Regions from separate parts of the Homo sapiens genome. Here region 2 is linked to region 1. Evidence: read pairs that join two places in POLR2A ChIA-PET (ENCODE). Cell type or tissue: GM12878. All regions are shown on one strand. Links, peaks and the distances in the headings refer to the core of each region. The heading gives the core; the rest is flanking DNA.

The links. Peaks named below come from ENCODE experiments on the same cell type or tissue, not always from the same donor. Only the 100,000 strongest peaks of a DNase experiment are listed, where the experiment ranks them.
Region 2: POLR2A ChIA-PET joins it to region 1 with 5 read pairs; 5 of 35 experiments call an interaction of 5 or more read pairs at or near these places.

The regions. Positions count from the first base shown.
Region 1 is chr2:45,686,814-45,699,324 of GRCh38, forward strand. All of the region lies in intron 1 of PRKCE (protein kinase C epsilon), which reads left to right. Among named protein-coding and RNA genes, the nearest start is that of PRKCE-AS1, 18 kb to the left of the region's middle. RefSeq lists an enhancer at 8,989-9,068. In GM12878, for the core only: no CTCF peak of the experiment used is centred there; a DNase peak (open chromatin) is centred at 4,498; H3K4me3 peaks cover 1,216 bases; H3K27ac peaks cover 1,928 bases.
Region 2 is chr2:45,836,480-45,852,575 of GRCh38, forward strand. PRKCE (protein kinase C epsilon) reads left to right here. Exons shown (of 15, transcript NM_005400.3): 2 at 6,521-6,584. Among named protein-coding and RNA genes, the nearest start is that of PRKCE-AS1, 170 kb to the left of the region's middle. RefSeq lists enhancers at 1-116, 658-727 and a silencer at 4,293-4,412. In GM12878, for the core only: no CTCF peak of the experiment used is centred there; a DNase peak (open chromatin) is centred at 6,926; H3K4me3 peaks cover 838 bases; H3K27ac peaks cover 2,363 bases.

The sequences.
Region 1 (12,511 bases), core at 3,205-5,704:
GAGCTAGACACCAATATAGAATGAAAATTTGTCTTTGGTGGCATTTTATATCAGTGAAGAATGGTAGATTATTCAATAGTTTGGGACAACTGGGTGGCCTTCTGGAAAAACAAAAATTGGATCTATACCTAGTTTCTTCTGCCAACATAAATGCCAGATGAATCAAATATTTAAATATTAAAAGCAATAGAAGGAAAAGGAGAAATTTTAAAAATCTTGTGGTGGTACAGTCTTCCTAGGTATAACACAAACCATGGAAATCAAAAAGAGAGAGATTGATATATTAAATTTCCAAAAACAAAACAAAACAAGCAGGTTTCATGGAGCCCGAGTCCATGAAAGCTTCATGGACCAACATAAACAAAGTCAAAAGACAAACAATGAATTGAAAATCACACATAAAAACCAAACGACTAATATCCTTAATTTATAAAGTATTCTAATAAATTAGTAAGAAAAGATCAATAACATAATGAAAAAATGGAATAAAGGTATAAACAGACAATTGACAGAAAAAAGAAATATACATGACTCTTAAATATACAGAAAGATATCCAACTTACAATAGGTTACCATTTTTATTAACTGTTAGAATGATAAACATAAAAACATTTATTGTTGAAGGTGGAGGGAACAAGACATCCATGCATAATGGGAACATAAATTGGAACAGCTTCTACAGTGGGTGTTTTGATAATCTTTATCCAAAAATGCACATACCCATGAACTCAGTAATTCCACTTCCAGAAATGTTGTCCCACAGAAATATTTATGTGTGAAGATATATTTGAGAATATTTCTTGTAACATCTAAATGTCTTTCATTACTCTATGTTTCATTTTGCTTATCTGTAAGGTGGCAATAGGGATTCTAGTTTCCTGACACTTGAAATGGCTGGTATAGGAGCACCTCAGAAACAAGCTAGGCTGCTAGAAAGAAGAAAGGTATTCTCTAAATTTAGAACATTATTCCAATATTTCAGAAAAAGGGAGAGTCCTAATTATAAGGTAGTTGCGCTGTGCTTTGTAATGCCAGGGCAGAGACAGCCCAGGTATTAGGTTCTCGCTTGCTTTTGTGCTCTGTTTGGAAGCACGTTGGAGACCAGTGTGATGGGAGTGGCTGGTGGCCTTTATTGTATGGGGTCCTCAGAGTTGGAGCGTTAGCACCCAGAAGATGTGCTCCTCCCCACTAGGAATCTAGCTCTGGCCCTCTGGCAGTGTCTCAAGGGAGAAGTTTCTCTAGGGCCATTTTCTTGACACCCAGCAAATAAGAATCCCTTATATTTGACAACATTATGTTCACACCAACATTAATTTGACTCAGATAATGATGCCACCTGTTACACAGTCCATCAGCATAATTATAGGTGAGGAAATTGCTAAGAGAGGTCCCTGAGCAGTTGGAGGCCAGAAGGAAATATTTTCAATTAATTAATGGCTGGGCAGGTAAATTTTTTTAGTATTAAAAAAATTAAGAATTCCCTAGTGTAAGATGTCATGGCTGCTAACTGTCTAGAAAGGGGTACATATCAGAAGAGGGTAAGCTGAGATTCATGGATGTTCAAACTTTGGTTGTAAGCACTTTTCTTCTTTAAAATATTATTTTAAAGATACTGTGTTAGGTTTTTCTTCTTTTTTTCCCCCTTAACCCCAAAACAAACTCTAATAAAATAACCATTCTGTGAGTTTATAAGTTGCACTGGCTAGAATTTAGCAAAATGAAAAGAATTTAACTTGGATGAATATATTATGCCTAAGGAATTGAGCATCAGTCTGGGCTTTGTTAATGGTGAATGCCTAAACCACCAAATGATTCTGTTGTTTTTGTGGGTTTCTTGAAAGAGACCAAGTATTTAGACTCTCCCTGACTTATGTAACACTTCAGCTATTGCATTGGTAAGTCAAGAAAAATAAGGAACAGAGAACAGGTTTGAAATAAAGCTTCCTATCTGGGTTGCAAGGATACACTTTCTAATTATTTGTTATGATAATTTTATCAATTGCACCTACTGCAAGTGCTCCTTGTCCTTGGATCAATGTGCATTAGCCAGAGACTCTCTTATCAGTAAGCTTCTGAATTGCCTGTATGAGGCACAAATCGTTGGTTGCTCATCCACAACATAAGAGACTTGATGTTGGCCTTTTGGGAGCTCATGTTTCAAATCAGATTAGAGCTAATGTGGCCAGAACATAAGAACACAAGGAAAAATGAACAAAATGTTGTAGGTATGAATGTGCTGTGGGGCGTGCTTTGTTTAAAGCAAACCTCATAAAAGAAGAGCAGGGTTAAAGAAGCCTATTAAGTTAGGGATCACTTATTTGCTTTACAAGAAGGGAGGGACTTAAGCACAGCTCTTGTGGCACATTCGGAATAGAATTTGACTTACAAAAAAGTCTAGATCACAGATTCCGAGTTGAAAGCATGTCATATAAGTGAGATAAAGAACAGTGATGCCTTATTTAACTGGGGAACAGATTTCAGGTAACCTTGGGTAACCAGAACGTGATCATGAATCAGAAAGTGCTGTGGAAGAATAGAAAGAACTGAACTGAACTGAATGGCCAGGGGTCCGGCCTCCCACGACCCCCAATCCCATTCTCTATACCTTGTTTCCTATTGGCGAAAAGAAGGTATTAGACAGTTTCAAAGTCTCTCCCCTTGTTAAAAATTGATAATGTAATCTATCCTTTATTTGTTTTTATATATTTTATATATTTATATATTTGTAATATTTAAGAAAAGATTTAATTTAATAAATATACATAGCAAAGCATTCAAACAGTGAAAAAGTAAATGCTTAAAAGTTTGTTTTCCAGCCAGGTGTGGTGGCTCACTTCTGTAATTCCAATGCTTTGGGAGGCCGAGGGAGGTCAGGCATTTGAGACCAGCCTGGGCAACATGGTAAAACCCTGTCTCTACTTAAAATACAAAGATTAGCCAGGCATGGTGGTGTGTGACTGTAGTCCCAGCTACTTGGGAGGTGGAGGCAGGAGAATCACTTGAACCTGGGAGGCAGAGGTTGCAGTGAGCAGAAGTCACACCACTGCACTGGTGTGACAGGCTGGGTGACAGAGCAAGACTCCATCTCAAAAAAAAAAAAAAAAAAATGCTTGTCTTCCCCTTATCACAGACTCCCACTTCCCTCTCTAGAGACTAGTTCCTTGGATATCCTTCCAGAAATACTCTGTGCATTCTATAAACTTATGCATATGTCTTTTGGAAACAAACAGGAAAATCATGCACACTATCCTGCTTCTTGCTTTTGTTACTTACCAATTTTGGAAATTGTTATGATAGTCTCATATTGATCTGCTTTCTTCTTCTGAAAGACTCTTCAGTGTAGTAATCCATAGTTCAATACTTAGTTGAACTAGAATCTTGGTAAATACTTCATTTATTTCATAAATCTTCTCTTCAGTTCCCTGCAGCTCTAAATTTCTATGACTGTAACATCTAAGTTAAAAAGATGTCTGAGATGTCTGAGTAAGAAAAAAAATAGTTGTTGCAAATCACATGTGCTGCTTCTCTTGGGGGATAAAGGCCCATTTGTTCTTGGTCCCTGACCACTGACATGTATGGTGCAAAGCAGGGGCTGAAAACACTGGTCCATATGTCAGCAGAGGCAGGGGGCGAAGGAAGCACATTTATTCACAGTGGAGACAGGCCTCTTGCATTGTCAATTTTACCCGTGTGAGAATTGTTGTTCCTGTTGGTGACTGGGTCACTGATAAAAGATTAAATCAGATTGGAGACAAAAACTGCACTGCCTTTTAAAGCAATATATACATGTAAGAGGTTTTTCATGTTTAAATGTTAAAAAGTCATTTGGGGTTACAGATGAACCTCTTAAAGAGAAGGCTGTGTATATCGTGTGGGAGCTGGAAGAAAGGGAGTTGTAGAATTTGAGAGGTAGAAGGTTTGAGTGATTTTCCCTCTCTGTATAATGATCTGAAGTGAAGAGACCAATGTACTTTTTTAGGGCTGGACTGGGGCACCAGTGGAAAGGCAATCATAGACCATCCAGGTGCTCCCAGAGTTCCCAGAGTTTAGGGACAACTTGGCATGGGCCATGCTGGCTTACTCTGAAGCAGATACAGCACATACCTTAGGGTGCCAGCAAAGTCAGGGCACTGCAAATTTATTTTGGAAATAGTTTTATGTTTAATATTTACCAAAAAGCTTCAAAATAGCCATCATGGGAAAAGCCTGAACTTCGCTGGATTTCTTTCTCTTATGGCTTAGGATTAGATTTATTTAAAATTACATACATGGGGAGCATTAAGTTTCAGGACTAAGGTTCTAAAAGCTGTAACCAGGCCAGAATGGGGCCTTTGGAAACCAGCGAGCTGTGTCCGTCAGTGGGCTGGGCGGTTCTCCATTACAATCTGTGCAAGGAAGAATGAGCCGTTTGCATTTCCGTGGCAGGAATAGTCATTTTGCCACCCTCAGATTTGATTTCCTCAGAGGAACAGGCTGGGTGCACCTGTTGCTGGTCTGCAGTGTCTCCAGAGAGACTGTGGATTTTCACTGTGACTCATGAGAATTATTTATGGCCACCAAGCTGGTGGACACCAGCAGACTGAGTGACGCAGGCTCAGGGAGTGTTTCCCCTCTGTCCATCAAAGGTTTTTCTGGAATGCCTTCAATATATTGGTTTTTAGCATTTGTGCAAGAAAGAGAAAAGAGAATAACTAACTGTCTGGCACATTCAGTAGTGTTCTTCCCAGTCCATTCATTCCTAAAAGGCTTTCAGTTCAGGCATCCGCTTCGTTGACTTGAAAGTGCATCAGTATCAATATTGGCATCTTATCATTATACTCCACTTCGTGTGTGAAGAGAGACAGTTTTTATCAGCCTTCCCTCCCCACGCCCCCTTTAATGAATCTAATTTCTGCTGCTGGTATTTGGTATTTGAGGTCATTAGCTCAGTGGAACAGAGCCCTGTGCTAATGAGTACAAGGTCACAGCTTTGCATGGAGGCGGCACTCTTTCCTGTAGCGGACACCTGCAGGCCCAGCCAACTGCTTTGCCAGCATTTCCATGAGGCATGGGAAGCCAGGTGAAGAGGGTACAGGTGGCTTAGAACTCAGCCCATCTTTGTCCTTCTCTGGACACAACACACCGCTCTGAGGTTCTACTGACTATGTGTCCGTTGTTCTATCTTAGGAAAATGATAGTTTCAGTGTTAATAATAACAGTCAAGCTTCAGAGGTTATTTTTTTAAAAAACCTTCACTCATGGAAAAAGTTTCTTGGTGTGGATGGTTCATTTTTGTTCATGAATTCACCAAGAAGTTAATGAGTTTTAAGGGCTCTATGGACAGTGAGGAGTCTACAAAGGTAAATAAGATGCAGCTCCCACCTGTCTTAGTTTCCCAGGACTGCCATAACAAAGCACCACAAACTGGGTGGATTACAAGCACAGAAATTTATGACTCTTACTTCTGGAAACTAGAAGTCCTAAATCAAGGTGTTGGCAGGGCCATGTTCCCTCTGAAACATGTCGGGGAGTTTTTTCTTGTCATTTCCACCTTCTGGTAGCCCCAGGTACTCCTGGGCTTGTGTTAGCACCGCTCTGCTCCCTGCTCTGCCTTTACAGGGCCCTTTTCCTCTCCCTGTCTTCTCCTCTTCTTATAAGGACAGTCATTGAATTAGGGCCCACCCTAATGACCTCATCTGAACTTGATTACTCTGCAAAGGCCATATTTCCAAATCAGGTCACATTCATCAGTACCGAGGGCTAGGACTTCTACATACATTTTTAGGGGACACAATTCAACCCATAAAACCATTTGTCCTCAAGATGCTTCCAATTCAGTGAGGGAGACTGATGGAAAAGATGATGGAATCAGTGCTACAAGGGGCCGGAGCACTGTGCTGAAGAGTCCAAGGGAGGACACACACACACACACACACACCCATGCACACACACCCCCACACACACCCCACTCCACCCCACACTAAACACACATCTATCACATGATGTAGAATCGGTCCATTCTAAATGCTCTGTGGGTGAGTTTGCCCTGGCATGTGGGCTCGAGGGATGAGTGGAATTTTAGTTGTAGAGAAGTGAGCCGTGCAGGGTGTTTCAAGCTGAACCTGAGCAATGTCATGGATGCACTTTTGGTCTGGCCTGGGAAGGAAGATGCTTCTGGTAACAATGTGTAAGGGAAGGATTGGACGCTGGAGACTTGAGGCTGACTGAGAGATTCTGCAGGGGGCCAAGGTGGCTCAGGAGGCCTGAACTTGGAAGTGGTGGTGGGATGAGAAGTCAGGAACAGATCCTGAGGAGTGCGGGGTAGGGGAGTGAAGTAGGTGGGAGGTGGCAATGGATGGGTGGGTGGGAGAAGGTCAGAGGCGACCCTCAGACTTCCTGAAAGGGCCGATTGGGAGAAAGGTGAAGACTTTATTTAGGCAAGATAGGGGGTTCAGGCAGAGAGTAAACTTGAAAGGAAGATAAGTTTGCTTGTAAAGATGTTGAATCTGAGATCATTAAAGCTCCAGTGTAGATGCCCAGCACCAAGTGAGAAACTCGAGATTAGCATTCTGGAAGAGAGGCCAGGGCTGGAGGTGAGAATGGCAGTGTGATGGTTGGAACCATGGGGGTGGCTGAGGTGACCTGGAGAGAAAGTGGACAGAAGAGAAGCAGGGCAAGGCCCAGGTTTAGGGAATGCCCCGAGGCATGGGTAGGAGATGGTGCAGGCCGGAAGGGCAGGGAGGAAGGTCGAGAGGAGATGGTCACCCAGCAGGGCTGGGTCCTGTCTTGAGCTAGCTGAAAATAATGGAAAATGAGGAGGCTGTCGGATCTGACAGCTGATGTTCTCTCTGAGAGGCTGGTCTCAAGAAAACTCTCCACAAAGTGACTGGGGCAGAATCCAAATTGCAAGAGGTTAAGGAGAGGTAGAATAAGGCAGTCGGGGTGGACCGTCACCCCTGAGAGGTTTGGCAAGGAGAAGTGAGAAGGCATGGACATCTGAAGAAGCAGGTTAAAGAGAAGGAATTTTTAGTTAGGGAGGAAGATAGAGAGGACAGTACATTGATAAGGCGAATTCTGGAAAAGATGGCAGGTCCTAGGATCCATAGCAGGGAGAGAAGTTTGACTGAGACTTAAGGGAAGTTAGGGAACAGATAGGGAGTCGTGGTGTGAAAGAAGTCCGACTCGTGTGGAAATGTTTAATCCGTGAGGGTCACTCTTCCAGCCACCTTAATCCTGGGGGATGGAATTTTTGACCCGTGGACACAGATTTTGTGGTTATTTATTTCTGCTGTATCCTAACGATATGAGGATGAGAGGCTTACACCTCAGCTCCAAGAGCTTCCCATAGCTTCTTGTGGCCATTTCCAGAACTAAGGGGAGCTCTGGCATTCTAGATAGGCTTTCTCTAGCGTCAAGTATTAAAGCCAGGTAAAATGTCTCATCTAGGAAACGACAGTAGGAGCCTGAGCTGGAAATAGCAATTATTTTCCCTTCATCACCATCCAGGGGAAGAACTATGCTTTGCCCTCGCCCCTGCCTCTCTCTAGATCTGAATTTTTGGATCTGGATATGGATGATGGGCAGAAAAGTGAGGATGGGTTCAGGGAACATGGAGTATATGACTTCAACCCCATGCCACGTTTATTGGGTGCCAAAGGTTTCACTCCAGGCCTTCCCCATCTAAGTGCTAACAGACACAAGAGGAACAGGTTTCCTGTCTTCATGGAACTTATGTGGGACTAACAGCCTGTCCTATGCTAGTGGGCAAGACAAGAATTCCCTGGGAAATGCATATGAATGAGTTGTGTGGTTGAGGAAGGAGAGGCAAAGTCAATGTTGGTTAGAGTGGCTGAGAAAGGTTCAGGGAGGACATGAGTGAGACTTCGAATGGTGGGTGGATTGGATAGATGGGTAAGACATGGAATAGCATCTTGGGTGGATGGCCAATATGCTGGAAGCAATGTGGTGTGTCCATGAGACAGTAAGACTGGCAGACTACAGGAGAGTGTATCTGGGGGTGGATGGTAATCAGGTAGGACAAACCTGAAATGTGGAGGGTTTTAAATATCAGGCTGAGTAGTGTGGGCTTTTTCCTGAGAGTGGCTGAGAGCTACTAGAAGTTAAAGAGAAGGGATCACATGAGGAGATCGGTGTTTTGGAAAGAGACCTGCCTCTCCCTTCTCCTTCAGTTTGGCTATAAAGAGCCAACTGCCTCATGTAAGATGCATTGGTCCTGCCCTCTGCCCCTGTGAGACACATACAAGGTGGCAGTTCCTTCTCCCTGTTTTTCCTGAGTCAGGAAACTTTCTCCCAGCAGCTTGGATGTATTCCTTCAAACTGTACAGAAGGAAGGTTATTGTAAAGTTTGAGGAGGAAAATCTGTTATTCAGTGTTTCTCCTTTTTTCTCTTCTTCTTGACTTTGGTCTCTTCCCCTTAGCCTCTAAGGATCTTGGTGACATTCCTTTTTGGATTTTCTCTGTTCCCGCGATGATTTTAATGAAACCATCACCACCCACAGAAAAGAACCCAGAGTCAGGCTGGAGGTAGAGAGGTCAACTTCATTACAGTCTTTCTTTCCTTTTCTGCAGGGAGATGGTGTATGTGTTAGATAAATGTACCACCACTTCACCAAATAACTACCCATCACAGAAATCCTTGAAGAAATCCTAAAATAACAATAATAGAATATGTATAATAGGCTGGGCATGGTCGCTCATGCCTATAATCCCAACACTTTGGGAGGCTGAGGTGGGTGGATCATTTGAGGTCAGGAGTTCAAAACCAGCCTGGCCAACATGGTGAAACCTTATTGCAGCTAAAAATACAAAAATTAGCCGGGTGTGATGGTATGTGCTTGTAATCCCAGCTAATCAGGAGGCTGAGGCAGGAGAATTCTTGAACCCGGAGGCGGAGGTTGCAGTGAGCTGAGATCACGCCACTGAACTCCAGCCTGGGCAATGGAGTGAGACTCCGTCTCAAAAACAAAACAGAAACCACTAGTAGAATATGTACCATGCTTGTAGGATGCAAGGTCTCATGGGGAAGAGGGTGGAGAGCAGAAAAAAGAAACAGATTTTAACGTCAGGCTGACAAGAGTTTATTGTACACATCAGTGGTTAGAATAATTACTTAAAATTTTTCTTTTTTTATTTTATTATTATTATACTTTAAGTTTTAGGGTACATGTGCACAATGTGCAGGTTAGTTACATATGTATACATGTGCCATGCTGGTGTACTGCACCCATTAACTCGTCATTTAGCATTAGGTATATCTCCTAATGCTATCCCTCCCCTCCCCCCACCCCACAACAGTCCCCAGAGTGTGAGAAATTTTTTTTTTTGTAGAACAGGGGTCTCTCTGTGTTGCACAGGCTGGTCTTGAACTCCTGGCCTCAAGTGATCCTTTCACCTAAGCCTCCCAAAGCAATGGGCCTATAGGTGTGAGCCACCACACCTGGCCGAAATAACTTTTTTAAATTATAAAAAAAGGCTTTATTTCTATTGAATACATATTTACAGTCTTTACATATTTACATATTTAACAGGAATAAAGCCTTTTTTTATAATTAAATAAATTATATTGCCAGGGCCCCAAAAGAGCCACCTTGTTTTACAGGTCCCTGGGGCATTTGGCAGGAGGCAGTGGAAGTGCACCCATCTCCTGGCCTGCTCACTTCGAGTTTCCCTTGAGGAGTTTTGTGTGTCTTTGCCCTGATCTCTCCATTTTACATTTTGGGTTTGGTGTTGGCCTCCCCACAGGGCTGTGTGGTGGGTGAAGCTGCTACTCAGCTTCATCTTTTCACTGGGTTCGAAACAGGCTTTTCTGAATAAGCAAAATGCATGACGAGTAGCTTTGGAGTCTGTGGCGGTAAGCGGAGGCCCAGAAACCTGATTCTCAGTTTTCCTACCCAGCTAGAATCTTCTCATGGGAAGTTGAGAATGCTGATTGTCACATTGTTCCACAGAGTGAAATCTGGCCACCATGCGGCCTCTCATCCTGATAACAAGCTTTTCATTAGACTTTTAGACTCACTGCAGAGCTCAGAGGCTTTGAAGCCCTGGTGAGGACCTAGAAGTGACTGCTGGGGACTGTGTTGATCATGTGACTGGTCTCATGACCAGAGCCCCCAGTCACAGACCTGCTTTCCTCCCAGGGCCCCACACCCCACTTCCTTTTTATTCCAGGTCTTCTTTCCCCCTTGGCTTTTGTACTTGCCACCAAGGCCCATGTTTGGTGCAGAGCTGAAAGCAAACCTTTTTGTGACTACATTAATGTCCATGGTAATATTAAAGATTATCCCCTGATTGGAAAAGGTGGATGTTGTTCTAATACTTAGGAACATGCCTCCAAATAAGATGAAATGCTCTAGTGTAGCTGACAGTGACTGCATCGTCCTTTCAAAGAGTCCATGCTCTACCTGGGAGGGCCTGTGTAGGTGAAGAGGGGGCGCACCCCACTGGCTGGCCTGGCCCTCCTGGCTGCCCACATTCTGCTTGGCTCTGGTCCGGAGGTTTTATGGGGGATCTGGAGAGCTCTGGTCTGGCTGACGCTGTTGCCCTCTCTGCCTCTTAATGGCGCTCTGACCTTCTATTGTTTTTGGCCAAAATATGAGTGAAAATCCATTTTATTTATTTAGCCAGGACAGATAAGGACTAACAAACAAAACCAAACCAGAGTGGAAATGGCAACCCGAGGCTCCCCAGCAAAAGCAAAGAATTGGAGGGACAGAGAACAGGCTCTGCTCTTCACTCAGGGTGGACTGGTTGGCATCTCTATGTGGGTGGCATCTCTAGCTCTTTCTTTTGTTCCGGCTCTGATTACCTCCCTCCCTAGGTGACATCCCTGCAGGTGCCATCTTCACCTGAAGGCCCTTGGCTCCAACCTGCCTCTGTTCCCAGGAGCTTTCTGGAAGTTACTTCCTGTTTCACAGCCCCTCTCTTACTTTGAGGTTCCCATTTCCAGACTGAAAGGACAGACTACCTCTGCTGACCACCCCAATTTCCAGCAAGCTTTTTAAAATGGATTAGCACCTAGGGATTCTTGCAGGCAGGTGGAATTTATCCCCAGATTCTTTAATTGGATGTAGTTTTTTTTTACATTGGAAGAAATTGAGAATATTAACACTCTTGCACACATCTTCCTAGACAGGGTGAATGGAAAGCAGCCCTTTGACAGAAGAAAGACAGAGACCAGTTTCCAGTGAGCTCCTGAGGGTATGTCAACTCCATGTAGATTTATTTTCAATTTCCAAGCAGCTAAGATTCTAGTGGACGTCAGTTTGTGCTGGCTTTATTTTCACAAATGCTCCATTGGGTGCCACATGCGAATGTGGCTGTTGGCCGCAGGTTAGGTGGCACACGCTCATTTTGTGGGCAAGTTCTGGAAAAGTGGTTAGCATAGGGTTTTGCAACGTAGTGATCTACTTTATAGATTTATATGTAAGTACCCAGATTGGTGGTAGGTGAATTTGGTGGAATCATTTTCTACCAGCATCCTAAAATCATATTTAGAATTGTATTTTAGCAAAATGAATGTAGTCTGGCTGGATATAAAACAAAAATTTCCAGTTGGGGGTGAAAGTGAAGGGAAGGGCTATTTAGAGGGAGTGTCCCCAGCCGGTGGGGACCTGGCTCCCTGGGGGTTGTGGATGGGGGTATAAGAGGCTCGATTTTGCCCATCTCTGCTAATGATGTGGAGCTCCAGTAAACAGCAAGTTAATGGACTTCCCAGATATGTGAATTTCAACAGCTGTTGCAAACAACAGTGAGCACAGAAAAAAAAATATATGAAGGAAGAGAGAAAGGAAGAGGAAAGAGAGGAAGAGAGGGGGAGGGGTGTCAGCAATGGAAGTAGGAAACAACAAGGATGAGGTCCAGTTTTTAAAATCCAGATTCTTGTATCTGGGCCTGATTGCAAATGCCATGTATCCTAGGAAGCCATCTGGAAAAACAGCCAATCTGAGAATGCCCTGAGGGTGGCCAAGGACAGACTTGTGGAGGGAGTTGTCTGGATTTCCTAGGGCTTGGTGTGCCTTTAGAGGGGAGTAGAACAGACTTTTGATATAGAAAGTACATGTGGTTACCCTCCCTTTTGGGAGAATTAACATCCATGGACTTAGAAATTCACCATCAGTAGTAGGTTAAAATTTATGTATTGCCAAGGAGTGGTAAGAGATTACATCTTGTCATCTTGTTTTAAGACTCTTTATAAACTAGCCCCTAGTTTTTATTTTTTCTAGCTTCGTCTATTTCTATTTTTAATAGACGCCTTATACCTCAGGCAGGTGGGGTGGTTTGCTGTTCCCATAATATATTTTTTTCCTTCTGCTTGGAAGCTCTGCCTTGTGCCCCCAACTCCCTCCTGTCCTCCTCCCTGTCTGCTGTTCGTCCTTAGCAGGCAAAGGAGGGGCTCCCCCTAATCCCCAGAGGTGTCACTCCCTGCAGGGCCCAGCAGCCTTTTGCACGGACCTCTGCTGGGACACTGACCCCACTGCCTTCTTGTTATGTGTGTCTTTGTCTGTAGCTTCTC
Region 2 (16,096 bases), core at 5,695-8,194, 150 kb after region 1:
GTATTGCCTCAATGCTTTCTGCTTTCCAAATGCAGAGCTGGGAGGACACCTGCTGCCTGAATGTCCCCTGCTCTGTCCAGCTGGCCTCTCCCATGCCAGGTGGGTCTGGGGATGGTAGTGTGCCTGCGGTGCCTCCAGGGGAGAGGGGGCATCAGTGAAGGGGTACAGGACTTGGGCAGTGGGCCCCCTGCTTTGGGAACCAGTCCCCCAGTCTTCTGTCCTGATGGTTCCCCGTCTGCCTCCTCCTTTCTCACTCTCCACCCTCCTCCAAGTAAAAAAGAAAAAGACACAGCAGTAGATTATCTAGGACCTTACTGGTGGAACAAGGGCAGTGCAAGCCTTCCCTTGTCCTTCTCATCCTTTCTGGATTCATCTTTTTCAGACCCTGTCCCTGTTGCCCTTTTGCCTCTCTCCACGCCTTTGTGCCTGACAGCAGATGGGAAGGGAAGTGAAACTCGAATTGGGCCTGTGTGACCTTTGTGGGCTGTCCCAAGGAAAGGTTTGCTTAGACATCTCAGGCAAAAGTTGAACCTATGGTTAGGAAGCTTGACTTTGTATATTAGACCTCCCTTCCCTTGAAGCCAATAACCCCCAACATGTAGGTGTACAGATAACCTGTGGATCACGGGGGGCTGACAGCAGCACATCAGCCAGCAGCCTGGAGATCAGCATAGGTGGAGTCCTCTTGATTTTGCTGTTGTGGTTGTCAGAACTCCTGCTGGGCAGGTGTGGTGTCGAGGAAGAAACATGAGACTGAGAAACAGGAGTTGAGGGAGCAAGTTCTTTTATTTTTTTAAGACGGAGTCTTGCTCTGTTGCCTAGGCTGGAGTGCAGTGGTGCGATCTTGCCTCACTGCAGCCTCCGCCTCCCAGGTTCAAGCGATTCTCCTGCCTCAGTCTCCAGAATAGCTGGGACTACAGGTGCATGCCTCCACACCCAGCTAATTTTTATATTTTTAGTAGAGACGGAGTTTCACCATACTGGCCAGGGTGGTGTCAAACTCCTCACCTCAAGTGGTCCACCTGCCTCAGTCTACTAAAGTGCTGGGATTATAGGCATGAGCCACCACGCCCAGTCTAGGGAGCACGTTCTGATTCTGCCAGTCCGGCTCCAGGGGTCTCATGCACAGACATAGGTGTGAATGGCACCTCCTGGGGTTGTGCAGCTGGTGTGATCTCACTAGCACACTGCATGATATAATGGCCACCTATCTTCCTTAACCCCAGCTTTCTCAGATTCTCAACAGCACTAATAATACTGTTACCACGCCTGTAATCCCAGCACTCTGTGAGGCTGAGGTGGGAGGAAGGTTTGGGCCCAGGAGTTTCAGGCTGCAGCCATGACGGCACCACTTCACTCCAGCCTGGGGCACAGAGCGAGACTCTGTCTCAAAAATTTTTTTTGAAAATAACAAAACTCGCTACCTTACAGATTAATTGTGAGAAATGAATAAATGAATGCGTATGAGGGGCTTTGTAAACGGCTGAGCACCACCCCAAAAAAGTCCCTAACTTTTGGCTTTTCTAAGATTGCCTTTTTAGGGCTTGATGTGGGTTGGGCTCTTCCCCATTGCCAAGTTCCTAATTCACATGAGAGGCACTCTCATTGCTGCCCAGACCTCCCCTCAGAGCACCATGGGGTGGTCAAGGTGTCTGAGGTATTGCTGTGCCTTCCAGGTCTGCCTGGGGAAGCCAGTGACACCTGAAAAGGGGAATGAGCCCACTCTGGGGACGGGAGGGTTGAAGGAAGGAGACTGCACCTCGGACTGGATTGTCAGAGGAGGCTCAGTTGGCCAGGCAGGGCTGGGGTTGTGAGCATGACTTGCAAGCTCTGTTGACCTCTCCTCTGTGCCCCAGGCTGACCTGGGTGAGAATTCTGGCTGAAAGCTCTCTAAGCCTGTTTTTTCATCAGAAAAGTAGAGAATATTGCTGTCTCACAGGAGATTAGATGAACTAATGCAGGTAAGGTGCCAACATGGCGTCAGAGGCACAGTAGGTGTCATTGCCCTTCTTTCATGAGTACCACACGTCCTCCCGATGCCCCCGAATACCCTGGGTATAGCCCTTCCTGCCCCGGGTTTCCCCCAGAAAGGGTGCATACAATACTCTTACCTTGGATTTTAAAGTACAATACTCTTACCTTAGTTAAAAAAAAATGTTTTCAGAGACAGGATCTCACTTGTCACCCAGACTGCAGTGCAGTGGCGCATTGCAGCCTGGATCTCCTGGGCTCAAGCAATCCTCCTGCCTCTGCCTCCCAAGTAGCTGGGACTACAGCTGCCTGCCACCACACCTGACCTTTAGCTCTTTATTTGATATTCACAACAACACTGTAAAGTCATCAAATGTCCTGGAATTACATGTAACAATACCAACTTTGTTGAGGAAAGTTTGTTATAGTAGAAATAACATTGGACTAAGAAGCAGAAGACTTGCCTTTTTCATGATAACTGCACCAATGATGACTATTTTATGCCGGTGCCTTTGCTAAGCACTGTGCATAGATTATCTCATTTAATCTCACAGCAGCCCCATTTCACTGACAAGCAGGCTGAGGCATACAGAGGGTAGCTGCTTGCTTCAGGCCACAAGGCCGCTAAGTTTGCTCTTACCCACCACGTGCAGAGTGTCTCCTGGGTGCTTAGTTAAAAAAAAAATTTTTTTTTTTAACTAAGGTAAGGTGCCAAGTGCTTTGCATGTATGTTTCATGGAATTTTCATGACAACCCATTTCACGGATGAAGAGGCTGAGAGGCTCAGGAAGAGTAAATAATTGCCTGAGGTCACTCAGCTGATAAAGGACAAAATGGATTCTGCCCTGATTTGACACCAAAGTCTGTGTTTGTCTCCCCCAGTTTGACTGCCTTGCTTCTGGCCCGTGCTGGAGGGGTAGCCAAGGCACCGTAGTGTGAAAGAGAATCATAGTCAAAGAAAATAGAAATAGTAGCTGGGAAGATGTGTTAAGTTGGGATATGAGGTCCAAGGAGGTTTGATAAATTAGGTTGCATCTGGGAGAACTGGGAGGAGCCTGGTGCAAAGAAGAGGCTCAGAACTAACCCTGGGAATGGCTGGGAGGAGGTAGCGAGTCTGCTTTTGTGTCACGCCAGCTGCCTGGTGCCAATGCAGACTGACAGCTTGCAGGGTTGTGCAGGGCTGGGCACTTACATTGCATCATTATCTGGACCATGTAATCGTGAGCAGAATTTATGATTAAACTAATTCAGCGGTGAAGTTGTGCCACACTCTTCACCATCTTTTATACTTGGTGACCCCTCCAGTCGTTGAAGACCCACCACCTTGGATGGATTCTCAGAGCTTCCTCGCTTGGCTAGCTGGGGCTTGGCTGGCGATCTGCGGCCATCTGCTCATGCTGCAAAGCTCTTTGTTGCTTTTGGCATGTTTAATAGCTTAATTTCTATTTTTCTGTTTGGAAATGCAGTTCACCAGCACGGAGGCTGCAGTGGGTGCTAAAATGCTTTCTGATTGCTATCTTGAATGTTAATATCCGAATACATTTTATCATAAATGACCTGTCCTCCCTGCCACGAGTTCTCACTCCCCTTTTGCAAAGATGGGCATGGTGCCTGCCTTTGGATAGGCCCCGAAGCCCATCTCATTCCTTTGCTCTCTCCCTCCCTGCTTTACACAGATAGCATTGTACTTTGCCAATAAAGTCCACAGTCGTGGGAAATCTTTGAGTTGGAGGATATGAGAAAGAGTTTCATTTTGCCGGCAGGGTTTAATAGGGATGATCTAATCTCTAAAAGGCATACATTATTTAAATTCCATGCTTTTAGGCAAGAGGGCCCCTGATATTTTTGACTTTTGTCAGGGAGAAGATTCTGGTTTGGCTCTATTCAGCAGAGCCGACTGTTGGTTTTCCTGTTTGTCATTCGCTGCAGGGGCTGGTGAGGGTCAGCACTAGTGGTGAGAATTCTGGAGAACATTTTCTTTACCCAGAAACTTAAAATCATGGACTCTTGGGGAGAAAGGAATGAGAAAAGGCAGCATGCGGAATTACCAGTTTGTTATTTGGTTCCCATCTGGATTTAAAACCGAAGATCCCAAACTCAGGTGAGCAGCTCCCCCGGGGTGCCCAGGGGGCAATGCAGGCCTGCTCGTGGCACTCCCTCACTCCTGTGCCGACGGAGCACCTCAGCTATCACCAGGGGCCTCTCCCACGAGGCACTGAAGAGTCTTGTGGGTGAAAATGAAATTTTGAGGGAAACCTTAAGCTCTCTCAACCATTAGAGGCTGAGTCAGGCAACAAGATGGGGTCAGGAGTGACTCTGGGAGCCTCCTGGATTGTGTGTGGGGTGAGACGTTGGGAGAGTTTGGAGAACACCATTCCAGCTGGTCGCTTTGTCTCATGGGGACATGTGGTGCTCATGGTATAGCTGCCTCATCTTTCCTCTACCCTTTTTCAAATGTCATTTTAGTAGAGATGACATGCCTGCCTTCCTTCCTGGGGACAGAGCCTTGGGAGGGTGAATGTTCCCAGAATAGACTCTGGAAGTTCTGAACACAGAGCCTTTTCCCACCTCCACGAGTGTGTGCTGGGTGTTTCCTAAGAGACAGTGAGCTACGAACTAGGGATGCAAATCTGGTTATCATACTTTCTGTCTATCAGGACAGAGAGGTAGATGGACAATGTATTACAACTTAATAGGAGCTGTATTAGTCAGTGTTCTCTAGAGGGACAGAATCAATAGGATATATGTATATATGAAGGGGAGTTTATTAGGAGAATTGACTCACACGATCACAAGGTGAAGTCCCACAATAGGCCGTCTGCACGCTGAGGAGCAAGGAAGCCAGTCCGTGTCCGAAAACCTGAAAAGTAGGAAAGCCGACAGGGCAGCCTTCAGTATGTGGCTGAAGGCCCAAGAGCCCCTGGCAAACCACTGGTGTAAGTCCAAGAGTCCAAAAGCTGAAAAACTTGGGGTCTGATGTTTGAGGGCAAAAAGCATCCAGCACAAGAGAAAGATGAAGGCTGGAAAACTCAGCAAGCCTAGTCTTTCAAACTTCTTCTGCCTGCTTTATTCTAGCCACGCTGGCAGCTGATTAGATGGTGCCCACCCAGATTGAGAATGGATCTGCCTCTCCCAGTCCACTGGCTCAAATATTAATCTCCTTTGGCAGCACCCTCACAGACACACCCAGTAACAATGCTTTGCATCCTTCAGTCCAATCAAGTTGACACTCAATATTAACCATCGCAGGAGCCATGAGTAAGATGTGTCTGGTGTATTGTGGGAACACAGATGAGGGGCTAATTAATTCTGACTGGGCATATCTGGATAGATTTCAGAGAGGAGGTGATAATTGACCTTGACTTTGAAGGAGGAGGAGATATCCACTAGACTGACTGTTCTGAAGTAATTCTTGCTAAATGCTTGCCTGCTCTTTGCTGGGGACAGTGAAAAAGGAAAAGGAGGGGGATAGTGGTTCCTGCCCTCAAGATATTCACAGCTTGTTGGGGAGAGAGCCTGGCACTATGAACCAATGAAAGCTCTGTGTAGACAGATGGGATTGTGGAGGCGGAGAGGCTAGCAGGGGGACTTGGTGATCCAGGGTTTCCAGAGTTACTACTCTCTTATAGAGAGAACACAGTTTCTGTAAGGATAGTTCAGTCCTTGCAAAGATGTCTTTAACTACAAGAGGCCCAGCCCTCTGGCTTTTGTCTCACCCAATTATTTCACCACCTTGTCTCTGTATATTATAAGTAGTTAGCTGGATTTGAGGTGGGGAGGGAGGAAGTGAGGGTGCCTGTGCTGTTTCTTACGCCTTGCATACCTTCCCTTCCCTCTTCCCTTCCGTCTTCTACACTGATTTCAGGTTCGTCAGATACTTTATCAGTTCTTCTCTGTCCTTCATCATTAAGCTGGATTCAGCATTGTTCCCCATTTTTTAACTCCACAATGAGATGATAAACGCCATAAAAGCAGGAGTAGTGTCTTCCTGCTTCTCTTATTTCCCCTGGGAGCAGTTTCTGTGGTATAAAGAACATGGGTTTCTCAAGACAGGCTTGGCATTGAATCTCAGCATTACCACTTACCTTGGAATTTGGGCACAATTTCCATATCTGTAAAATGGGATAACATAGGGCTTTCTCAACCTCAACATCATTGATGACATTTGGGGCTGAATGATTCTTTGTTGCGAGGGGTCATCCTGTGCACTGTAGAATGTTTAATGGTATCTCTGGCCTCCACCCACTAGCTGCCAGAAGCAGCACTCTCTCTCTCTCCAATCATGGCAAAACTGCCTCCAGATGTTTGCCAAGCATCCCCTGTGTAGCAAAATTGCCCCCAGTTGAGAACCACTGGGATGGTGCTACCTATGGGGTATGCATCAGTCCTCCCAGGTCTGCATCTCACCTAGCACTCAACACATTGTAGGTTGGTGAATTACATGGAGCTGTGTCTCTAGGTTTTAGCAGTTTGGGGTAGAAATGTTGTGGAACTCTTAGGTTGCCCACACAATGCACTAACAGAGTCACTGTCATTTTCTTAATTGCAGATTGATCTGGAGCCAGAAGGAAGAGTGTATGTGATCATCGATCTCTCAGGGTCGTCGGGTGAAGGTAGGAGAGCGTGACTTCTCATCCCTGTTTTCTTCCATTGGCCCTTTGCCTTCTGGGTCTCTTCTTTCCCCCCCTTGGCCGGAACACATTATAGTGACATTTAATTAATTGGCATCCTTTAAAGGAAAAGGTTATTTTGAAGATGCTTACGCCTGTGTACCAAAAGGGACCAGCCATCTGTTAACTTTGGTGGAGCAGAGGGAAGATTTTGGACTTACCAAGTGAGGCCAATAAAACGGGCGTTTTTGCACGCTGTGTGCAAGGCAGGCTTCAGTGGCAGGGCAGCCTCTCCCAGGAGGCTTGCGTGGGGTTTGTGTGTGTGTGGTGGGAAGGAAGTAAAACCAGTTGGTCTAACGGCATCCAGAAATGAAACGAATAAGGTGACAAACTTCAGAATCTTCTTTAGAGCTTTGATAGAAGTGGGACTTCTTTTACCAGTTCTTTACACAGACAAAAGCTCTGCTCTTAAAGAGAAATAATGGGGTGAGGGAACATCTGCTCCCCACTGACTGATTAGATGGCGTATTACACCCTCTTCCTCTTACACCCTCTTCTTTCAATCCTTTCTTTGCTCACTTAACTACACTTAAGACCTTTGAAGGGTTTGCTGGGTGTTGAGGACTGAGCAGTCAAGGGAAGAAGGGAAGCCTAGAAAATAAAACCTTATCCAAACAGGAACAAGGAGATAACAACCAACTTAAGCTCTAAGAAAGATTTGGAATTCGGACTGAAATGTAGTTATTGTGGCCTTCTTTTCTCTCCTACTCCTCCATCTGTGGGCAGGGGGACAGAACAGTTGGCTTTAATGCCATGGCAGGGATATTGGAAGACCATGTGTAGTTCCTCTTGGCAGTGAGAAACAAACAGTGTTTGGGGACTGTGTCCCAAAAGGAAAAATGGACACTCAGCTCTCTCAGCTCTCCTGCCTGGAACACTTGGGCCTTTCACAACATCTCCCCAGAATACTGGGGATCACAAGCTCAAAGTCACAATCCCACACACAGTCTCTAGTTTAAGGCTCAGTGATAGAAGGAAGGATTACATATTCAGTTAGTCAAATGATGTGCTTGACAGTGGTGCCTGATGATTTCCATTCAGCTAATTTATCACCCAATCTCAACAGGTATTCGGAAGAATTCAATAATTGTGTGTATATGGGGATTATAATAGAATTAGGCCCTCTTTTAATAGATCCCAATTATTTGGCATAGGTTTAAAACTTTAAACAGCCTTCCAAAATTGGTTGCTTACATTTCCTGCTCTTTATTGCAATTACATTTTGGCATTTCCAACTTCCCTTCTCTGCTCTCAGCTCTGAACTGCCCAGAATAGAACCTGTTGTAGAAGATTTGAGGATTTAACAATATTTCACATGAAATATTTAAGACCTACAAAAGGGCATAAAGACAAATTAAATGAGCACCAGTGTGCCCACCGCCCCAATTAAGAATTAGAGCAAGCAGTGAGGTGAAGCCTTGTCCTTGCTTTTAACATAGAAAGTGATCCAAATTCACCAGACTTGACTTAAGGTTTTGCAGTGTGGCCTCCTGATTCTAGACACTGGCGAAACATTTGATGGGCAAAATCAATCCCCTTTTTTCCTTACATAATCTGTGTGCAATATGATAATTAATTAAATATGTATTTCCTGTGCCAAGATGCTGAGCAACCAATGGGAGGCTGGGACTATTTTCTCTTTCTTTGAAAAGATAAATGACTTGCAAAATTATAGAAGACATCCTTTTTTACATTAGAGGGAAAGGAGATGGACAAATGAATGAATAAATAAATCAGAAGCAATTGATTTTTTTCTGCTTGCTTCTACAGCTTATTGCATGTGAATAGCCAAAGCAATTTTCACTGGGCTAAATTCTGAGTCTATTTTTTAAATCTCTTTCATCTAAAGAAAATAGAGTTTACTTTAGAAATGCTGACACATGCCAGAGTCTGAAAAGTGCTAGCATGTGTTGCTCTGAAGAAAAGAAGACATTTTTCTACTTTTTTTTTTTTTTTTTTAAATTGCTGTTCTTGGACTTGGGATCCTTTCTTTCGATGGTGGGTAGGACTTTCAATAATCCGTTCTGAGAAGCTGCTCTTGTTGTTTGTGTTATACACATCTGTTCTCCCAGTCCTGTTGCTGGGACTGTGAGGGTTCCTAGCCTGGAGGGGGTTTTGGAAGAGTTGAGAGGGCAAGGGGAGGCCCTAGAGAATGAGAAACCACAACATTTCATACCTAAACCACGTGAGATGGGTCTGGGGTGAAGCAAGTTGTCACAACCACCCTCCTGGATTTACAGACTGTGGACTAAGTATTTTTTTTTTTTTTTTTAGTGAAAATACCTAACTCTGCATTCTGTGAAAGGGAGAGAGTTGAAATGAGGCACAGCTGAAGTTTCACCACTCCATTATTCTGCCATCAAGCATCCCTTCAGCTCCCATCTCTCAAATGCTGCAGCCCCATCAATGGAAAAAAATACATTCATGGGAATTGCACAAAGTTTACAACACATGCAAATTCCAAGGAGCTCAGAGAGAGGTGTGGGGGTGAGATGGTGTGACTACACCCCCTTCTTCTAGGATGCGCCGAAGGATTCTTTTTCTTGCTCATATGCTGTTAGAAAGCCTGGGCGTTTACGTCTGCTGGAGCTGGAGCTAATGTGATTTCTAACTGTCTAATAAAATTCCACTGCTTGCATGTCCTGTGCAGTTCACTATAGTGGAATCTGGCCAGTGTGTGTTTTGGCTAAACCAGCCATCCTAACCCCAGATGTAAGGGGGTCAGGCTAGATGACAGTTAAGGTCATTTCCGGCCATGTGATTTTATCCTTTGGTACAATTTGAATAGACATCTGTCAGAGCTCGTGGCTGAGGGCTGGCTAATATGTACAGAAAAAAGGAGTTGCAAGAAATGGACTCGTTTGGTGCTAGGTATGGTGCTAGGCACTTTACCTACATTATACCAAGTAGCAAACCTGCTCAAAATGCTCTTATGGGAAGCTCCAGTCTCAGTCCATGTTTTACTTGCATCGTAAGTAATAATCACAGGGGGTTCTGGTAAGGGTGGCTCTCCAGGCTCTCCAGATGCTTAAATCAAAGCACAATTAGCCCAGGTAACAGAGGCATAAACAGCAATGTAATTCTCACCTGTGCAAATGATGGTTTCCTGCTGTGCCCATTTGTTAGTATTTCTTCCCTTCATATGATGTAATTTGCATATTATTTCTTATTCTTTCTAATAATGTGGCAATGCCCCATGATTCACAGGCTTACCGATGAGAGACGGTCGGCGCCTGACCTGGGGACTGATAGGTTCTTCTTCCCATGCCTTGCACCTAGGTGTCATGCTCACCTGGGAGAGTTCTTCAGCATCTAAACCAACAACAGCAATAACAAGTAGGCCCATTGGTATGTTTGGATCACCAAACTGTTTCTCCAACAAAATACAGAGGATACAAAGGAATAGGAATGATTTTTGCAACACGTACCTCACAAATGATGCAGATAAGTCAAGTTCTGGAGGGATTGCATATTGTGGAAGCAGAAGAGCAGGGAACAGGAGGCACCCTGTTTCTTTCTGCAGCCACAGGCTGAAAGGGGTCAGTCTTCTCTGTGGGACTCAACAGATAGAGGAGAAAGAGCACAGCCTTAGGAGTCCTTCAGACCTGGATTGAAATCCTGGCTCTAGTGTTTAGTAGCTTAGAGCCTCAGATTTCTCACCCACAACACAGGGATAATGGTTCCTATGGTAGGTGCTAGGCCAGGATTGTCATAAGAACAGTGCTTTGGTACAGTGCCCTCGCATGTAAGAGATGATCAGTAAATATCATGAAGCCTTGGAGACCTGAGGGCAGAGAGGTTGGCATAGCTCTACCCAGTGCCCTTGAAGAAGCATCTGGCAGGCTATTCAGGGAAACTGTTCAAGGACAGGTTTCTGACGCTGGGGTGGGACATGTTCACAAGGGCCAAGAACAGAGCCAGGTACCAAAGAGGCGACTTAACAGAGTAATCTATCTGGCAGGGACTGTGCGATTGCTTTCTGCACAGTTCAGGCCTTGCCTCAGTTTTGCCTATTGTCACTCCATTTATTCCTTATCCTCTCCCAAGTAAAGTAATTCCTGGAAGGACATTCTCTAGCATCCCTGAGCCACTCATTTGCATTCCGTGGCCCTTAATGCTAGAGGCTTCTCCTTGTCAGAGCCTGGGCTTGTCCCATCCCTGCTTAGTGTGGACCATAGCATGTGGTCCCCATCCTCTCACCAGCCCTTGGGTAAAAGGCCTTTAAATATTTGAAGACAGTTTTTCAATATCTCTTTTTTCAGGCTGAATCAATCAAATCCCTTAACCTTTCAGAAGGGATATTTTAGAAATCTTAACTCAACTTTGCAACCTCTTCTGGACTTTTTTCAAGTTGCACAGGCAGACGTGATCAAACCAGCTTCGCTTGGTTCTGAAATAATAACATGTGTGTAGAGCTCTTAGCTTTACCAAGTGCCCAGCAGTATTACCTCCATGTGGGAGATGGTGAAATTGAGAGGTCAGATGATGTGCTCCAGGCCAAAAGGTTGATTATGAGACCCTGCTGGGTCCAGACCCCAGGCCACAATCCAGGTCCTGCTTCCATTCATGGCCCCAGTAATGAGTTTGCCACATGGCAGTGATTCCCCACTCCACCCCTGGTTCGATCTTTTTATTTTAGTTCTCTTCTTCAGAAAGCTTTTTATAGAAATATAAAGCCAAAGTTCTTAGCTTTGAATCCAAAGGTGACCAGAGTCTCCTTCATAAATAAGCAGATCCCTTTTCCACTGTGTTAGAAATAAAAGCTCTTTTGGTCCGAGCTCAAGGTTGGATCCTTCTCAGGTTGTCTGTAATGTGGATCCATGGCTAAGTCTTGGTCTGAAACTAGACCTGACTCAAATCCCAGCAGGTTAATAATTCTTCCTACTGACCTGCCCTCCTTGCTAGAGATGTTAGTTTTGTATGTGAAGACTCTGAGTCCATAGCAGGCATTAGAGCAGTACCTCCAGGGCTGAAATCAAAGTGAAAGGGGTTTTTCTCTTGAAACTCTGTCTTAGCCAGTGGGCAGGATACATATCGACGGGTTCTCTCAGATTCAAGCCCCACTGGAGCTTCAATTCATAAGAATTTTACCTCTTTTCTTCTAAATTCTACGTTAATAATCCAATGTCTTCTAGTTAGTAGAAAATTAAAAAGAACCATTCATTCAAATGACCAATAGTTAGCAATTCATTTTTTTTTTCTTTTTTTGAGACGGAGTCTTGCTCTGTCGCCCAGGCTGGAGTGTGGCAGCAGGATCTCGGCTTACTGCAACCTTTGCCTCCTGGGTTCAAGTGATTATCCTGCCTCAGCCTCCTGAGTAGCTGGGACTACAGGCATGCACCACCATGCCTGGTTAATTTTTGTATTTTTAGTAGAGACAGGGTTTTGCCATGTTGGCCAGGCTGGTCTCGAACTCCTGACTTCATGTGACCCACCCACCTCGGCCTCCCAAAGTGCTGGGATTACAGGTGTGAGTCACTGCATCCAGGCTACCAGTGCATTTCAACAAATGTGCCCAGCTTTGTGTCTGTGCTGGGTTTGGGGAATGGAGAGTGGAGAAGGAAGTAGAAAATGGGAGATGGCATTCACAAGAAGTGTAAAACCCCTTTGCCTTCAAGGAGCTTGCAATTCAATTAGGCACCCTAGACTTGCAGGATGAAAGCATTAGAGAACAATGCAAAGCATTGTGTGTTTGATTAGGTGTTACCAAGAGTTCTCCAAGTAGGAATAAGTCGGGACCAGAATAACCCAGGAAAACTTCAAGAAAGAGGCAAGGCTTGGGTTGGAAAGGAAAGGATAGGCAGGCTGGATTGGCAGGGAAGAAGTGGAGAGACCATTGTGAGTGGAGGGAATCATGTCATCATTATCAAAGACAGCTTTGAAGCTCTTATTTTCGGGGATGGCTGGATAGACAGGATAAGTTAAATAGATGCAGTGTGAGCTCTCTAGGAGCATCCAAACAAAGGCAGTCGTCAGTATTGCAGGCAGAAATTTTCATGCTATGCAAGCAAGAAAATGAAATGCCTTAAATGTTTAAACTGTCTGAAGATTGAAGGCAGTTCCTTCTGGGTGTGACTTCTGGGTCAAGTCTTTCTCTCACCATGACCTACAATGGGAAGGAGTGTTCTAGGTCAAGTTTGGTCAAGTCTGGGACACTGGGCAGAGCACATTTTACAACTATGACACTGAGGCATTTAGAAGATCAAGCCCAGGTACAGGCATCCCATCGTGGTCTTTGTGGTCTCTTTTCTCGCTTAGCAACCTCATAGAGTCCCATAGCAATCCTTCTGCCATCCTCAGCATTCTCTTCCTCTCCATCCTTTCAAAAGTGCCCCAAAATCAAGCCCAGATACTCCCACGCTTTCTCTTTTCAAATTCTCTTCAGTCTTTAATAAGAAATGTCACTTGAGAGGTTAAGGAGAGCCTCCAGCTTCCCAAACAGGGGACCTCAAAGCCAGACACCAGCTCCAAGGTGCTGATCAGGCTCCCTCACATGTTGTGCCTTACGCAATAAGATCCTGATCCTGTTCACCACACAGACTCCCTAGACATGCATGGACATGTCAAATCCCCTGGCAGTGCACGGAGCCCAGAAAACAACAAAATAACAAAATCCAGATGTTCAACAACATTGATCTTACAATATGCACCCCACGTTACCACACCCCACCCCGGCATAACTTCTTCCTGTGGCTGATTCTCAGACCCAGGGAGCAAGCCTCTGTGTCTTGGGATTTTTGGCTCTATTTTTGGTCCTGATGGAATAAATTCTTGTTCCCAGAAGTGACTATATGCACCAGATGAGACCAAGGGGATCAGCTGGAAAACAGTGAGCACCAAGCCCCCATCAAGGAGTTTATAATGTCACAAAGAGACATCGCTAAGATGCTTGATGAGACATAAGCCAAGAAACCCTCATTTCCTTCCAAATAGCCTCTAGATGCACAGCAGTGCCTCTGAAATGAATCACCCATGGTTAACAACGCCAAATGCCAACCATTAGCAGATGAGAAACAGAACTGAATCTTGAGTGTTTGGAGAGCAGAGCTCTTTTGATCACAACTAGAGCCTCCTTCCCCTCTGCCATTACAGGAGCGTAGATATATATTTCCTTTTGACTGGTGTGCCTGTCTTACCAATAAAATAATTGAAGGAAGAATAGTTACAGTGAAGAAATAAGCTTATTGGAAAGGTGGATTTCTAATAGATCCTTGGTCAAGAAGTGGGTCCCACATGACCTCTAGTTCTATCTCCGTTGTCTTGCTGTGTATCATTTCTGTGTCCTATAAAGAAGATTGTTTCTGGAAATTCCTGTTTGCAGCTGAGATCATACTGGCCCAAAATGGGTTCTAATTTAATCATTTATTGTTGTTGATGTCTTCATGATTTGGCTTAAAAGAAAGGGTATTTCCATTCATTTAACCTAATTTAGAGTTGTCTGTCTTTCAGGACCTATTACTTTATTCTTTTATCCAGTTGAAAATGGCCAGTGCTAACAGTTTTATTGATTTTCCTTATTACCTAGCTTTGTTGAAACATGCATGTTTTCACAAGCAAGTGCATTCACCATTTTTAATCGAGCTGTTGACACTGGGGCTTTTATCTTCCTCCTTTATTTAAACCTTTGGTGTGAGCTCATAGGGGCCAGTGTAGGGGTGTACATGTGCCCAAGTGCACACAGGTGAGAATGAGTGTCTCTGAATCACCTATTCTGTCTCCCCCTCATCCTCCATTTCTTCAGTTGGAAGCATCATTTATTTGCTTATCTAATATATACGAGGCCCTGGGGATGTAGAGCTAATGAACACAGTGCCTGCTGTCAGGAAGCTCATGCTCTGCTAGAAGGAGGCAAGCAATAGACCAGTAAGCATCATCGTGTGCTTTAGCTGTTGGGTAGCTACTGGTAGGGCAGGGTGCTGTGGGACCACCAAGGAGCCTCCCTTCTGTTTGCAGGCTCTGCTGTGAGTAGGCAGTCAGTAAATGACAGCCACAAACACTTCCACGTGATCACTGATCCACATGGCAACCCTGAAATGCAGGTACCAACAGTTATCCTCTTTCCTTGGTTGAGGAAATAGTGCCACGGCCCACTGAAGATTCATTTGAACAGGAGATAAAATAAAGAGGGACTAGTATTTGATTGACCACAATTTGAACTTTTCAGGAAGACATGTGATGTATACATTGACTCATTCAACCTATGGCTGTTAGGCACTTTCTGTATGCTAGTTACTCTTCTCAGAACTGGGGGCACAGAAGTGAATAATAGAAACAGAAATTCCTGCCCTCATGGGGCTTACATTCAAGTGGATATGCTTGTGTGTGTTTGGGAGGGGTATGTGTGTGTGTTTGCAGGTTGTCTATGCAAGGATACACAGCAGATTGAGAACAGTGGCTGTCTCTGGGGAAAGGAAAGGGAAAATTTGGAAAGGATGAGACATTTCTTGTCAAGCTTATTATTTTGTTTTTCTTTCCCATGTATGTGCATGAGCTATTAATTTTTTTATTACTTAGAAATTGTGAAAAAAAATTGAATTATATAGAAATGTGACCATTCCCATTCACAGAGTGACTTGCCCATGGCCAGAGGCTACAAGAGGCTCCAGCAAACCCTGCCAGAGAGGAGTGACTCACTGAATCCACAGACCACGTCTAATGGCAGGGAACTCCACAAAGAATGCTCTCCGTTCATTTATTGCTTGATAGACACCTCTAATGTATAAAGGGCTATGTTGAAATTTAGGATTCCCTCGGGCTATGCCTGTCACCGAGGACTGAGTGCTCCTGCCATGGAGAGGCAGGTGGGCCAGGTGGCCTGGGCTCCCGCAAAATGGGTGAGGCAAGACCCCCTCAGAGCAGTAACTCCAGGAACCACTTGCCTCCACCTGCCAGCCCTGCCTGCACCTCGCTGGACAGACAATCCCACTGTGGCGTTTCTGATGGCAGCATTTTCCGGCATTTAGCCTCCGCTGGTACTTGTCCCAAACTTGGTCATCTCCCCAGACAGAGTGCTTTCATTAGCTCTGCCCTTCTACCCAGCTAAGTAGGGCAAGTCAGCTGCCGATGGTCATACCTACTTTCCAAACATTCAAGTTTGTGTGTTTCCTGATATTGAAAATAGTGGTGATGTTTAGTTCAAAGGGAGAAATGTTCTCTGCAACAAAAACCCGTGACCTCTACTATTAGCCAAGTGTGAATTTGTTTTAAACTGTTTAAAACAGTTAACTCAAGGGAAGTTAAATTTACTTTCAGGTGTATCCATCTGTTATTGGGTTCTGCATTGTAGTTCCTGCTCCATAATTAGTTAATTACTTGATTGACCGATTCATTCAACAGATGTAAACTGAGAGTCTATTGCCTGCGCAGGCACCATGCTAAGAGCTAAACAAACAAAGATGAAAAAGACATAGGTCCTGCCCTCTAGGAGCTCTCAAGCCAGGAGATGTCCAGCAACA